Regions from separate parts of the Homo sapiens genome. Here all the other regions are linked to region 1. A link is a loop called in an ENCODE intact Hi-C map of the cell type or tissue named here. Cell type or tissue: mammary epithelial cell. All regions are shown on one strand.

Evidence for each region. Hi-C counts contacts between places; a loop is a spot of excess contacts. Peaks named below come from ENCODE experiments on the same cell type or tissue, not always from the same donor. Only the 100,000 strongest peaks of a DNase experiment are listed, where the experiment ranks them.
Region 2: it touches region 1 in a loop (9-fold over the local background); 24 of 110 quality-filtered maps call a loop at or near these places.
Region 3: a loop joins it to region 1, with 6 times the contacts of the local background. A loop is called at or near these places in 6 of 110 quality-filtered maps.

Annotation. Positions count from the first base shown.
Region 1 is chr15:57,664,864-57,669,863 of GRCh38, reverse strand. The region is part of intron 10 of GCOM1 (GCOM1, MYZAP-POLR2M combined locus); the gene reads right to left. All of the region lies in intron 11 of MYZAP (myocardial zonula adherens protein), which reads right to left. It also overlaps the pseudogene LOC124903589. Among named protein-coding and RNA genes, the nearest start is that of POLR2M, 39 kb to the left of the region's middle. In mammary epithelial cell, a CTCF peak has its summit at 2,424 (motif pointing left); no DNase peak of the experiment used is centred here; H3K4me3 peaks cover 144 bases; H3K27ac peaks cover 259 bases.
Region 2 is chr15:58,068,849-58,073,848 of GRCh38, reverse strand. ALDH1A2-AS1 (ALDH1A2 antisense RNA 1) reads right to left here. Exons shown (of 3, transcript NR_147215.1): 3 at 1,144-3,041. Among named protein-coding and RNA genes, the nearest start is that of ALDH1A2, 5.6 kb to the right of the region's middle. In mammary epithelial cell, a CTCF peak has its summit at 2,834 (motif pointing right); no DNase peak of the experiment used is centred here.
Region 3 is chr15:57,748,834-57,753,833 of GRCh38, reverse strand. LOC105370834 (a long non-coding RNA gene) reads right to left here. Exons shown (of 6, transcript XR_001751554.3): 4 at 2,388-2,663. Among named protein-coding and RNA genes, the nearest start is that of POLR2M, 45 kb to the right of the region's middle. RefSeq lists enhancers at 854-1,450, 1,873-2,625. In mammary epithelial cell, CTCF peaks have their summits at 1,307 and 2,435; no DNase peak of the experiment used is centred here.

The sequences.
Region 1 (5,000 bases):
AATATTTTGAACTGGAAGATAATAAAAGTAAAGTATATCAAAGCTTGTGAGATGCAGGTGAAGCAGAGATTAGAAGGACATTTATAGCTTTAAAGGTTTATATTAAAAAAGAAGAAAGGTCTAAAATCAATGACCTAAGTTCTACCTCAAGAAGCTAGAAAAAGAAGAGCAAAGTAATCCCGAAATAATTAGAAGGAAGGAAGTAATGAACATCAGGGCAAAAGTCAATAAAATAGAAAGCAGACAAGCAATGGAGAAAATCACCAAAGCCAAAAGCTATTTTAATTATTTTTTAAAATCAACAAAAATTGATAACCCACTATCTGGTTAAAGAAGAGAAAGAGAAAGAGAGACAGAGACACAGAGTGGATAAGATAGGGAGAGAAAGAGGGTACAAATAATATCAGAAATTAAAGAGACATTAAAAGTAAACAACTGGGCATCTGTGTAGAAAAAAAGAGTATTGATACCTTTGCTTCACACAAAACCCAAAAATCAACTTAAAATGGATCAACTAAATAAACAAGTAAAAACCATAAAATTCTTAGGGGAAATCACAGGAGAACATATTTGTGACCTTGTAGTAGGCAAATATTTCTCAGGACACAAAAGACAAAAATCATAAAAGAAATAAATGGTTAATTGAAAACCAAAAATAAAAAATCTCTTCAACAGGGCCTGGCATGGTGGCTCATGCCTATAATCCCAGTACTTTGGGAACCCGACATGGGCTGATCACTTGAGCTCAGGAGTTCGAGACCAGCCCGGGCAACGTGGTGAAACCATCTCTACTAAAAATACAAAAATTAGCCGAGCGTGGTGGCATGCACCTGCAGTGCCAGCTACTCAGGAGGCTGAGAGGTAGGAGATAACTTAAGCCCAGGATGTCAAGGCTGCATTGAGCCAAGATTGCACCACTGTACTCCAGCTTGGGTATCTGTGCAAGACCCCATTGCAAAAAAAAAAAAATATATATATATATATATATATCTTCAACAGACATCATTAAGAAAACAAAAAAGTAAGTCACAGGATGGGAGAAAATGTTCATAGCACATACATCTGACAAAGGACTCGAATCCAGAATATATAAAGAACTCTTCCAACTCAATAGTAAGAAAACTAAAAGCTCAATAAAACAACGGACTAAAGATTGGAACAGACACTTCAAAAGATGAAACTTATAAATGGCAAAAAGCATATGAAAAGATTCTCGAAAAGAAGAAAAGATGCTCAGCATCACCAGTTGACAAGGAAATGCACATTAAAACCACATGAGACAGCACTCTATATCCCCTAGCATGGCTCAATTTATTTTCTTTTGTTTTTATTTTTATTTTGGAGCTTTCAAAGCCAGAAAACCTACTAGACAAATTCTAAAAGCTATAACACTGAATGGCTAAATTTAAAAGGTTGGCAATACTAGGTCTGGGTTAGGATATGGAGACACTGGTACACTCAAACTGCTGGAAAATTAAAATACTACAACCCCTTTGAAAAACTGACGGTCTCTTAAAAAGTTAAACTTATACCTCCTTTTACGACCCAGCTATTCCACTACCAGGAATTTACCCAAGAGGAACTAAAACTATCTTCACATAATGAGTTGTACTCTAATGCTCACTGCAGCTTTATTCACAATAGCCCAGAGCTGGAAACAACTCAAATGTATTTTGTCAGCTGAATGAATAAACTGCGATATATTCATACAATGGAATACCACTCTGCAACAAAAGGGAATGCATACAACTTAGATGCGCCTCAAATCATTATGCTGAGTGAAAGAAGCTGGACAGAGAAGAGGGCATGCTATATGATTCCATTTCTAGAAATGCAAATCATACAGTGGATTCCCACTAAATGGAAATCCATAGTGACCAAAAGTGATAAAAAGTGACTCACCATCTACAGAAAAAAAAGATCAAGAATTGCCTAGGGATGAATGGAAAGCTGGGTTGCAAACTGAAACAGAATCTTTGGTGGGGTGATAGAAATTCTCTCTATCTTGATTGTAGTGGTTATTTCATGGGTATAAACACTGTCAAAACTCAGTGGATTATATGCTTAAACAGAAACACTTACTTATGTAAGTTAATAAATAACAGAAACTTATTTATGTAAGTTAATAAATAACTAAGTTGATAAGGTAAAAAATAAAAGATGATGAGAGCCTGAACATGGGCAGTAAGAGGAGAGTTAGAGAGCGTGGGACAGATTTAAGAAAAGTCTTTAAAAATTAAATTAACCGATTTGATACAATAAATCAAGACTATCTCCTTCTTAGTCTTGCAGAATATGACTACAGTGGAACGACAAAGAATAGCCTCAGACTGCTGCCTGGACTGTGCTACAAAAAAGATTGCTTCTGGGATTGAGAAGCAAATTCCATGGTTTTCCTGCTTTCAAACACCACCCCCTTGTGTTTATATGTGTAACGAATACCAACCCAATGGCTTGGGAGGCACATGTGCCTTTCACGAAGGGAGAAAATGTGCAGCACTTCTGGACATTTTTTGGAAATTATGTCACGAATGTTTGGCGGTCACCTCCCCCACCATTCCCCTCAGGCCCAGGGGTGTGGGCAGCTCGGGGGCTGTAGCACATACACTGAATGTGTGTTCCATAAAATGCATGTGGGGAGCCGAGTGCCTGGTGCTGCCGCTCCAACATTACACAGAAAAATTAATAATAGTCGCAAGAATGCATAACAGACACACTGAGAGGCTCAGGTGCTACACAACACACATTAAATGCAGGATGGACAAAACCAAGACATTTGACTCCTTTCCTCTGACTTTTGAATTGAGCTGTAAGTGTAGTATATCCGACAGAGAAAAGTGTAACGAAATCTGTTCAGAGTTTCAGAAAGCTTATGAAGATAAATGCTTGCAATGTTATTTTAAGAACATTTTCTATATTGGAAATGGAGAATATTTCTTCTTCTCCAGAAGTTGAGCTAATAAAAAAAATTGTTTGAAAAAAAGAAAAAGAAAAAAGAATGGGCATATTTTTGTTATCAGGAAGATTTTCTTTTTCACATTTATTTTAGAATCAGAGGGCACATGTGCAGGTTGGTGACAAAGGTATATTGTGGGATGCTGAGGTGTGGGGTATGACTGAGGCCATCACCCAGGTAATAAGCATAGTACCTAGTAGGTGGTTTTTCAGACCTTTTCCCCCTCCCTCTTTCCCGCATCTAGTAATCCCCAGTGTTTATCGTTCCCATGTTTATGTCCCCTGAACACCGCATGTTCTCACTCATCAGCGGGATCAGGAAGATTTTAAATTGGTTGATGAAAATGTAGTCTGACAGGGCCAGGCTAGAGCAAGCTTTTAGGAGTCTGCTGTGTCATTTGGATTTGGGGCAGAGGGAGGAGGGAGTTCAAAATCTAATGAGTTTAAACCCAGGTAAGCACAAATGATGAATCCAGGGACTAAAATAATCCATATTCTCTGTTTTAAAAGAAAAGAAGAAGGGTTCTAGAGTGTCAGCCATGACCTAGGAAAGGGCCTGTCCTTTTCTCCGAGCCCAGGATCAGGTAGAGGGTGTTCCCTTAACTGTCTAGGATCCTAATACGATTTCAACATTTCAACAAAGTTTTCAAACATTAAAAATGGTAATAATCTCAGAGTTGATCTAAGCCTTCTCCCTTTTTTAAAGATGAACTAACCGAGTCCAGGTTGTTGGTGGCATGATTTGCCCAAGGTCATGCACAGATAATGGCAGAATGTGAGTCAGAACCGAAGTCTCCAAAAGGTTGAGTAATTAAGAAAGAATTAACATTTGTCCATCTTTCGCACTGTGCCAAGCACAATTCTAAGTCTTTTGTATCTATTATTTAATCATAAAAAGTTTCTTTCAAGTGGGAGGGATTATCCCTATTTCACAAATGCTGAAACTGATGCTCAGAGGGGTAGAATTACCTGCCCAGAGTTACTCTGCTTGTAAGCAGAGGTGTCAGGGTAAAAACACAAAGCCCTTAGGTATAACTGCAGAGTTACATAACACTAATGGTGCACTAGTAAATTTTTGACAATAAAATCCCTAGGTTAAAAAGCTCTGATTGTGACATATGTCAATTTCTGTGGTGTCAAGACCTCCTCCATAGCTAATTGCAAGCGACCAACATGACATCCCCAAATGGAGACCTGAGAAGTGATGCATGTCTTCCGCTTTCATTAACCAGTATGAAGCAGCTCCAGCACAGTGCTGGATATGTCATGCAGTCCTGAACCCGTAGCTCAAGAAGCAGAACAGCTAAAGTGTTCTTGGGGAACAGCTAGGAACTGGACTAACTGAGGACATGTGTAAGAGCCAAGGCTCTTCAATCTGAAACTAAGGGTTGCTTCTTTAAAACCAACAGCACTGTGGCTAAGAGGAGCACAGGCATGATCAATAAATCCCCAAATACTGCCTGGGCATGGAGCCAGAATACATAATAGGAGTAATGACATCATACAAGACCATCAGCTTATGACACTTAAACTCTAAGACTTGATATGAATCCCAAACTCCTATGAATTCTGCAAATATCGGGGCCAACTGCTAAAAGAAGCTGAAATATTGCCAGCCTATAAGACTCACGTCCAGCCTCACCCTCCCAGGATGAACCTTTCAGGTTGCTGCAGGCAAAGGACTGCTGGGCCCTATGGCCTGCTAGTAGGACCTGGCTTGTACAATCCCTGCTCATGTTCACCTAAAGGTGAAATTCTCTTTGTTAAATTATCACACAGCTGAGTTTGATGATAGTCTCCAACTTTGAGGATGAGCAAAAGAGAAAGAGTGATTCATTATGGGACATAGCTATAAATCTAAAATATTTATCAATGACAATAAAAGAGTCCCTGGGACGCAGGCAATTAAAGAAACAGTAACACATATGGCATTTACCATGAGCCAGGTACTTTTCTAATCACTTAAGTATTAACATATTTAATCATCATAACAACTCTATGGAGAGGATGCCACTTCACAGAGAGAGTTCCTATTTACCAATAAG
Region 2 (5,000 bases), 400 kb before region 1:
AGATTCCAAAAATCACTGACCATAGAACATTAAATTATTGAAAGTATGTCTGGACATATCTTTAAATCATGAAATCAAGTGAGTTTTGGAGTGATCCTAAGGTATACTAAACATTTTGTTTAGTTTGTGATATTAATTTTCTCATTTAGTTTTTTTCTCAAGCATTTGTTATGAAAAACACAAGTTAGGAAAAACTCCATAATCTGGAGTGACCATCTAGATTTGTACATTTTTATACTAAAAAATGTCTTCAGATGTGTTTTTTTTTTCTTTGCAATTTTGAATTTCATATTCCTCTACAAGGGCAGGTTTCTCTGGACAGCATATTGACTTTCCTATCTTGGCAGGTCCGTAAAACTCCTTAAGAGCAGTATAGTACTCAGAAATGTTAAAACGGAAAATTCAAGCTATTTAAGTTATAGAACAGACTCTTTCCTTTCTTCAGAGCAGAAAAGTTTCAGTCATTTCAACTGGCAGGCAGATGTTGCCCTAGTGCTGCCTCCATATTCATTAGCCCATAATGAATCTATTAATTGAATATGTAAGTTTGGCTAATTAGATGTAAGACATTACTTCAGATTTAAAGGGTAATAATAAAAAATTTAAACTGCAACACCAGATCAAGCATTTAAGAGTTGATAAATGTGAACTGGAAAGTGCACAATTCCAATATAAATTAGCTAATTGCCTCTGCTAATTTAGGTGAAATACATTAGCAGAAAGGTCAATCCATTTGAGGCTGGATGTGTTTTTCAAATACTAAATTAAAAACAGCAAATCAAAGAGCACTACGAAGTGGAAAGGCACAGAATCCATCTGCCCAATCCAGAGGTTTAGAGTGGATTCAAGTAATCCCACATGGTTAACCTTCTGGGGGTTAAATAGTGGTTCTCAAACCAGGCTGTGCCTTACTAGACATCAGAAAGTTTGTTTAAAATATCAATCCCTTAAGCTCCCTCTTAAACTTATTGAAATCTCTGGAGGCGCGACCAGGCATCCGTATTTTGTAAAGCTCCCTAAATTACAATTGGAACCTGGTTTGAAAACCACCGGTCTATTCCATGACTGTCTGATCCCCTGACTAAACAACAGTAGGTGGCAACACCTCTCTACAGTAGGTGTGTATGCACTAGAAACATGACATAGTGTTATATATAATGCTTTTAATGGAAAAAAAATAAGCTGCCCTTGTTTTCACCTCTATTATCTCTTCTGGCTAGGTCTATACCAAAGGGTATTATACTTGAGATCATATAACTCGAATTTGGGAAGTGGGAGGTAATCTCAGCTCCAAGTATTTGCTTTTAGAAATTCCAGTTTTACAAATTGCTAATTTGGTAGATACCGTCAGTTACCTTTACACTAAAAAATGTCAAAGAAGTTCTTTGTTGGGCTATGTTCTGGAAAATATTCTCTTCATCTTTTGTGACACATGTTCTTCGGAGCACTTAGAAGATTATAAATGCCCATGGGAGGCCCCCCCAAAAATATTTGTGCGTGGGTTGTGTGTGGGTTGTGAATGGGCTGTCCCCTTTTAGACATCCTCTTTCACTCTCATTGTACACTGGATATTCTGACTTCTTTCCTGTCTCATGTGAATATTTTCACAGATTTGGTTACTGTCATTCCACCCTCACTGTGAATTTGAGGGTAGGGATGTGCCACAAACTTCCGTTGGGTTCTTCATAGACTCTTTGTCAATGCTTGGCACATAGTATATGCTCAATGAATATTTGTTCAATTGAACTTAGATGACTGACAGAGAAAAAAAATCCAGGTTTAGGAACTGCAGTCAGGAAAACACAGATGCTCTGAAAGTGGGGTTATACAGCCTGAAGCAAGACCGCTCCTTGCCATTTGGTGGTAGATGTCCAAATTGGGTACCTATTCCAGCCCTAAATGCCTCCCAGTTTTACTCTATGCCTTTCACACAGCAAACCGTTTGGTTGAGACAAAAGAGGCTGCCATGCCTCCTCTGTTGTCAGGACGTCTAAAGTGTTCCTCGTTATCTTTTCAGTGGCCCATTTCAGCATGTAAAAAGAGAGAGACAGTTCACTTAGCCTCATTTTCTAATGAATATAAATACAGATCCCTGCCCCGAATAGTGCCAAAGTTCATGTGAGAATTCCTTATGTCCAAAGATCCTGTGAGTTGAGTGGCTGTATAAGCGCAGATGCACTTGGGGAGGAAGCTTAGGAATCGGAGGGTCCTATGTTAAGTATTAGGCTGATGCCAAAGTAACTGAGGCCTTTGCCACTACTTTTAAATGGCAAAACTCGCAATTACTTTTGCACCAACCTAATAATAACAGGAGTTATTTGTAGAATTGACGGATTTTAGAAGGGTAAAAGGAAAAAGGAAAGCTAAGAAATGTGAAATAAAGAAAAAAGCAGACAACTTAGTTACACGCCAAGTCCTTAACTGAGCGAGAAGAGAAATAAATTCTGGAATCTGTCTATTAATAATTCTTCCTCACCCACAAGATAAAAACAGTAGCTTCCAATCTGAGACACACTCATGCAACTTCCTCTGTGACAGAGTGCTCTGAACACTATGTGAGTGGGACCATAGTGTTCTCAGTATTGCACTTTCTACGGTAAATTTGGCTAAGAAACACTTTTGTTCTTTTCCTGTAAGTCAAAAGAAAGTCCTCCTAAACTAACTAAAATCTAAAATTTGTCTGACTCTAGGAGATTTTTTTTCTCCAGACAAATTCAAATTAAATGATAACATCTCTTAAGGATTTCTCACCAGTATCAGATAAAAATACATTGAATCCAAGCTATTTGAATGGACAATACTCAGTTGCACATACACACCATCAACTGCAGGGGGCGCCAATGCCTTTTCCCTCAGGCCCTTCAGAAAAGGCGGTGCAGCTGGAATTTTAATTTCTTCCTGTCTGTTAAGTGTGATTATTGATGAAGTACTGCGCTCATCCCAGTACCCAAATTGAAGCTTCTCGAACATATACGAAATGGAACTGGGCCTTACAACAAAGGCAAATCTAGTTCCCATGTTTAAAATAGTCTCCGGGGTCCCTGAAAAGTAGAGGGTATATTTTAAAAGAAAAGAACTGTGTTTTGTATCAAAACATAGTTTTTTGAGTCATAACCAATTAGGACTCTACTCCCTGCAACTCCAAATACCTCTTCTCATAGAATATAGTGACCAGAGGCCATATCAAGAAATGAGGAACTTAATATCTAGAGAATTTTTATGGTTAATAAATACCACAGTCTCAGCCTCTTTTCTTCTGGATGTTAGAAGGAAAAGGATAATTAAATGAGAGTTTAGATCTCACATAAAAAGTTAATATACAGGTTAAATAAAAATATAAGTGGATTTATTTTATAGAAGTTTTCATAATGGGTCCCAAATACTTCATTAAGCATTTCTGGATAAAAATATGTAAAGCTCTTTATAAGCTTTTGTTAATAAATTAAATACCATTTCTCTATAAATATATTTTGCATTAAGCTTTCCTGTTAGAGTTTTCAGGAAACATTTCAAATAAAGTGGCCAGGCATATCCCATTTGAGATGAATGAGATCATTAGGAAACACTTATATCTGAAATAAGCACTGAGATCATTCTGCATACAACCTGAGGGCCCTAATTTTTTAAATATTTCAAACAATGTGCCTCTTTCAAATCATTAGATGTAGAGACATTTAAGGAACTGATTCAATTAGCCCAGAAGAGGGGAATGCTATAATGTGTGATTTATTTTTGAAGATAAATTAAAATGCAAGTGTATCTGTTAGGAAAGGTAGGCTGTCATCATGGTTAGTAATGGGAACAGGAAAGCAATTAAGCAGGGCCACCTGAGGCTGAAACAGCCCCTAAACATAGAAACTTGACATTCAAGCTGGACATTCGGTTACTGTCAAAATCAAGTGCATCTTCTTTGAGAGGGATCTTTGAGCTGCATTTAGTTCCCTTCATTGATTTCTAAAGACTAGTTCTCAACTTAACAAATACTTTCCTCCCCTTAACTGCAGCTAACAAGAAACCTAAACTGTTATGGTTTCATAACTTAAAGTCAAACTTCACATAAAGCTGATGCCTTAAAATTACAGCTTTGCATTCTATTATTTAGGTGAGGAAATATGAGGCAAGAATTTATTTTTCTCCTCTGCAACTCCAGGATATTGGCTCCACCAGGCCTAATAAATTGTTTTCATAAGGAAATAAATACAGCATGCTGCAGCTTAGGTTCCCTTATGCAAGGGGTTTCAAACAAGATGTATCCTAAGCAATAAATAATTACAGAATGGGGGGGGTGGGAGGAGAAACACTGTAAAGGTGGGAAAAAAACAGTTTCTTAGCCAAATTGGGGGGAAAAGGCTGAAATTCAAATTGTTAGAAATCTGAAGGTAGTTGACTGTCTTTTTATTTTTAGAGACAGGGTCTCACTCCATCACCCAGGCTGGAGTGCAGTAGCGTGATCATAGCTCACCATAACCTTGAACTCCTGCTTCAAGCGATTCTCCTCTTTCAGCCTCCTGAGTAGCTAGGGCTATAGGAATGCACCACCACGCCTGGATACTTTTTTTTTTTTTTTGGTAGAGGCAGGGTCTTGCTATGTTGTCCAGACTGGTCTTGAACTCCTAGCCTCAAGCAATCCTCCCACCTTGGCCTAATTACGGGTGTAAACCACCGCATCTGGCCAAAGACTGTCTTCTTAACTATTGTGAAATCTGTAGAGGATATGAGAAAACACTAAAACTAGATGATAAAAGAAAGAGAAGAGGAAATAAGAATGTGAGAAGAGGTGTTAAGGCAGCCTTGGAAGTAATAGCCTTGTAAATCTTACAAACTGAAACCAAGAAGATGAACACCAAAGAAGCATTTATAATTCACTGTTCTTTTCCGCTACATCTTGTCCCTACCTTGATTTAAAAAGCTTGAACAACAGCCGGGCATGGTGGCTCATGCCTGTAATCCCAGCACTTTGGGAGTCCGAGGAGGGTGGATCAGTTAAGGTCAAGAGTTCG
Region 3 (5,000 bases), 84 kb before region 1:
ACCGCCTCAGCTCCAGTACTACTTCTACATGAAGTCTTCCCGGCTTCCTCCAACTGGAAGCAACAGCTCCTCCCTTGCTTGTCTCTCCTGAAATAGTGTCCCTTTCTAGCATACCTTCCCGTTTTCTATATATTTGTCCTATTCCTAGGCCCTTCGTGGGAAGACACATTATCTGCTTTACAGCACAGAACCTTGCACCATGGCAGGCTCAAAGATATATAGTAAATTCCCTACTTAATTAGGAAGTAAGCAACATTGTAAGACCATGGACTGTGAGTTGGAGCAAATGATAATAACAATAACCACCACAACAGCAATCATGCCTCTGTTTGTGGAGTCTTTATACCTTATACACACCTTTACCTTCGCAAATATTAACCAGTCAAGTCTCACGAATATCTCTAGGGTGGGCAGCATAAATTCTATTCTCCCCAGTTTGCAGGTTGGTGGTGAGTCTCTGGGAGGCCCAGTGACTTACTTAAGGCACCACAACCAGCCACGGGTAGGGCTGGGCCTGCAATCAGGCCTTCTACATCCAAGTCTGACCTTGTTTCATGACACCATGTTGATAACAACACTCTGGTCCACTCTTGCTTTTTCAATAAGAAACCTACAAGGAGCGTGTATGCACCTGCAGTTCCAGATCCAAACGAGCCTGGGGCACAGGGAGGAGGCAGCCTTCACTGGGAGGTCTCCGCTCAGCCAGGCTCCCGGCACCACGTACCCACTGAGCTTTATTCCCTACCATTGATGTTGCCAGCTCTGGCCCTGGGTCTGAGGAGCAACACTGCTGCAGCCGCCAGCTGGCAACTGCCCAGCACTGGGCAGGACCCATCCTTTGCCCCCTTCCCCGGCTGCCTAAGACACGCATTCGCACTACCTCCATGTACCAAAAAATAAAAATAAAAAATAAAAAATAAAGGGAAAAAGAAAAAGAAAGTCTGGTTTTGCTTAATTTTAATCCTGGAAATGGAGAAACACACTTTGCTTTTGCTTTTGGTTTCTCACCAAAAGGCCGTAGGAGTTTACAGCAGCTGACTCCTACAGGACCCCAGCATTTCCTTAGATGGGCAATCAGAGCGGCCGCCCACTGTGTGCAGAGACACTGGCTCCAGCTCCCCCAACAGGCTCTGCGAGCCCTGCACTCAGTCCTGCAGCGCAGAAGCCTTCTCCGGAGGAAGGCTAGCTCCTCCTGAAGACAGTGGGTGAGACAACACTGCCCATCTGGGAACCCACGGGGCCTCTGGGAAGCCCATGGGGCCCCTCTGCTGTGGATGAACCTGGTGGTGCATTCTTCCCAGGGCCAGGACTAGGGGGAGCAAGTGAGGCACGCTCCTTGGTGTAAAATTGAAGGGGGCACCGAAAAATGCAGTGATCAAGAGACATACCATTTAAATGCAACAGCAAGAAATGAACATTAATGCCAAAAAATAACATGACGAATCAAGGAGCAAACTTCCTCACAGTAAAAAGCCATAAGGAACAGAAGCAAGGTAAATATAATACCCAAGAGCCAATTTAATCTCAAGTAAAGTTTCAGAGCAAAATTTTATATTACTGGGGACAAAAGGGTAGGTACATCAATGGAGACATTCCCACCTTTAGCAGTGCTGACCTTGCTCCTATCATACCTGGGGCTGGGCAGGCAAGAATGGAGGGAGCAGGAAGGGGAGTCAGCTTAGGTAGGAAATGTCATAAGCAAAGCCTGGGTGGACATCACCTCAAAATATTGCTAGGGCACAAATTCAAATAATCCCTTTCATTCTTTTTTTGTTTGTTTGTTTTTGTTTTTGAGACAGAGTCTTGCTGTGTCACCCAGGCTGGACTGCAGTGGTGCAATCTGGGCTCACTGCAACCTCCGCCTCCCAGGCCCAAGTGATTCTCAAACCTCAGCCTCCAGAGCAGCTCAAATCTTCTCTTTCATTCTGATGAGAAAACTCTGCCTTATTCTTTGAGCTTGTGGCAGTTGTCTGTAGTAGCAATCAGAGGGTTAATTGAATATAATGAAGATATAGAGGAGGACACATCAGTTAATTAACTTAGGAGAAAACATTCCCAGGGTTTTGATTTACTTCACAGGAAGAAGCAAAATATTGGACATCTTCTATTATTTCACTCTTGCCTAGAGAGTAAATGTGAGATAAACTTGCCGAAAATTCCAAAAAGGTTGCTATAATCCCTAGCCATCTCAGGGGTGATGTTTTCATTACAGGGAATAAAAGGTTGTCTTTAAAATGCAAACACACCCTGAGTAATCCTCTCAGGAATCTACTTTGAAGCCACTAGATCTTACCATTTTGGTTCTGGGGCTTCTGAAGAAAATTGCAAAGGAAAGAACTAATTCCTTTTTTTTTTTTTTCTTTAATTGGAAAAGTTTTTGAACCAACCTGCTTCCATGATGGGCAGTGAGATGTTTGCTGTGCTGCTGACATCTACTGAGAGACTGTGAAATAGCAGTTCGGGAAGTAAAGGAAATCAAAGCTCCTCTTGAGAAAGCTCTGTCTCTAACAGGTGATGCCATCTGTAGCACATCATCGACCTTTGAGCAAGCACTCATCAATTTCCACAGAATGTCAGGATCCTGGAATGTTCACCCAGGCAGCTTGGAAAAAGGAATGGGGCTGCAGCCATTGTGGGGACAGCAGTCTCCCTTCTAGCACTCTCTGCAAAAGGAAAGGAAACGCTTCTTAGAGCTTGATACCAATTTTCACACTCAGTCCCCTTAGCACCCTTCCAGCTTAGTATTAGTAACTCATTGTACAGATGCAAAAACTCAAATCCACAAATGTCCCGTGGCTTATCTAAAGCTACACAGCTAGAAAGTGTCAGGACGGGAATGAAACACAGAGAGTGACCTGTCTCTGCGCCTGTGCCCTGTCCATACTTTCTGTCCCCAAGAGAGCAACACCATAGATCCAAACCAAAACCCCAAAAAGCCCAACTCTAGGAAATGCACAGGCTCCACTTCACTCCCAGGAGATTCCTATGGATCTATGGAAGAAAATGAGGCAGTGACCGAGGAATTTAAACTCTGGGGTGAAATCATTTCCTCCCAATTATTCTTCGTCTAATGACAAAGATGCACCACTAAAAAAGTGACCTATGCCCTCTAACCTCTGAGAAGATCTGAGTCACATGGCAATTCTATTTGTAACATTACAAGATTATAGAGGCCAGTTTTCCCTTCCTCCTCATTTTCTTCTCCCCCATGACATTTTTAGAAAGTCACATTCATTTATTTTATCATTAGCTATATGCCTTAACCCTGGCCTTCAGTGCAGAGCCTGCTTCACTCTTCTGTAAATTAGCTCATTCCTCTGCAGGTGGACCCCAAATAATCTAGCATGTCTTCCTTCCACACATAGAGGCACCTGTTTGCACACACTTAAAGCTATCCGTCTAAACAGAAAACTGTTTTTGATGTATGTCATTCTGTGGGCAGCTTTTCTATGCCATGACTGCTAACATAAAAGGAGATATGAGCCAAGTTTTGAAAAAAAAAAACTATTATTTCACAGAAAGTGGTTATCAAAATAGTAAAAATAAAAATAAAAATAAAAATTAACTTCATTAAAAATGATGGTATCGGGCCGCAGGGGGGCGGAGGTTCTGCTGGTAGGTCAGCCAGGGAATGAAAATGAGCTAGGGGTGAGAGTACTTTTCTCTATAAGTTGGTTTGGTAAGTTTTGTCTTCTTTTAGAAAGCTGGGTTCCAAAAGGGTAGACAGAGGGCTCATTAAGTAGTTATTTTTTCAGTTACTGGTTTCAACTAATTTTTTGGAACTGATAATGCAGGTACATGGTATAAATTTCAAAAGATACAAAAGACTATACAGTAAAAAGCAAGTCCCTCTCCTACCCTGGACCGTGGCCATTGGGCTCATCTTCCCTGACGCAAGCTTGCCAGCTTTTGTATATCTTTCCCTATATATACCATATATGCACATTTACAGATGTTCTTTTTAGCTTTAACCACATAGCCATATACTATGCACCCTGGTCTACACCATGGTCGTTTCTCTTAACCACATATCTTGGAGATTCTTCATCAACAAGTAGAGTTTAAACAAGTTGGACAAGGCCACCATGGTTCCAAGAGCACCCTGTAACTTTATAAGAAGTCTTTATGAGTGGTTGCCAAAATGAATGTCATCCTGGGGATTACAAGATCTTTTCTCTTTCGAGGCACCACCAAACTATGACCAAGAATGCTCTGGGATTTTTTTCATCCAGGGTTTCTACCTTAATATATTCAATTGGATGACAAATTTCTCTTATACTGGGTGCATTTCTATTTAATTTTCTTCTTCAGTGAACTTAAGAAGAGAGCATCTGGGAATCACGAATTCAATAATGAAGTTTAATTCAAAGTAGACTTGTATGTTTAAAAAAAAAAAAAAGAAAGAAACCACACGCAAGACCATAGTATTCTCTTGCAATGAAGCAGATGCAATGGAAAGAAGATTGAGAAGAGGTGGCTTCAGGGGGCTGTTCTGCAGGAGTCAATACTTGACTATGTCCCTAGGGTTCTCAATGTCCTGGTCTTAGCTCTTTTTCACTCATCTAGGGAATCTGCATTAGAAAGTTTTACTGACACTTTATTAATTTATATGAAAAAGAAAAAAATACGTGTAAATGCAATCAGCATTTCTGACCAGGGACGAACAGATTCTCTATTCTGGTCCCAGCTGATTTGTAAGTGGGGACACACAGCTCTGGTCCCATGATCTAGTCTAGTTAACAATAACTAGTTCTGTGACCTTAGCCAGGTCTAAGAATTTCCAAGTCTAAAATGCTGGTGACTGTCACATCCCCTTGCCTCAACTTCACCATACCTTCTCATCCCAAATTCTTCCACACCACCCTAATTCTCATGAACTTTATACATTTTACTTTCATCAGCAGGTTCTTTTCCTAGAGCAGCTAACAGGGATAGTGGACATCACTCTGCATATGACCAGAGCGCTGGTACCCATCAGATCTGGCCCAGTCTGTGGAGCT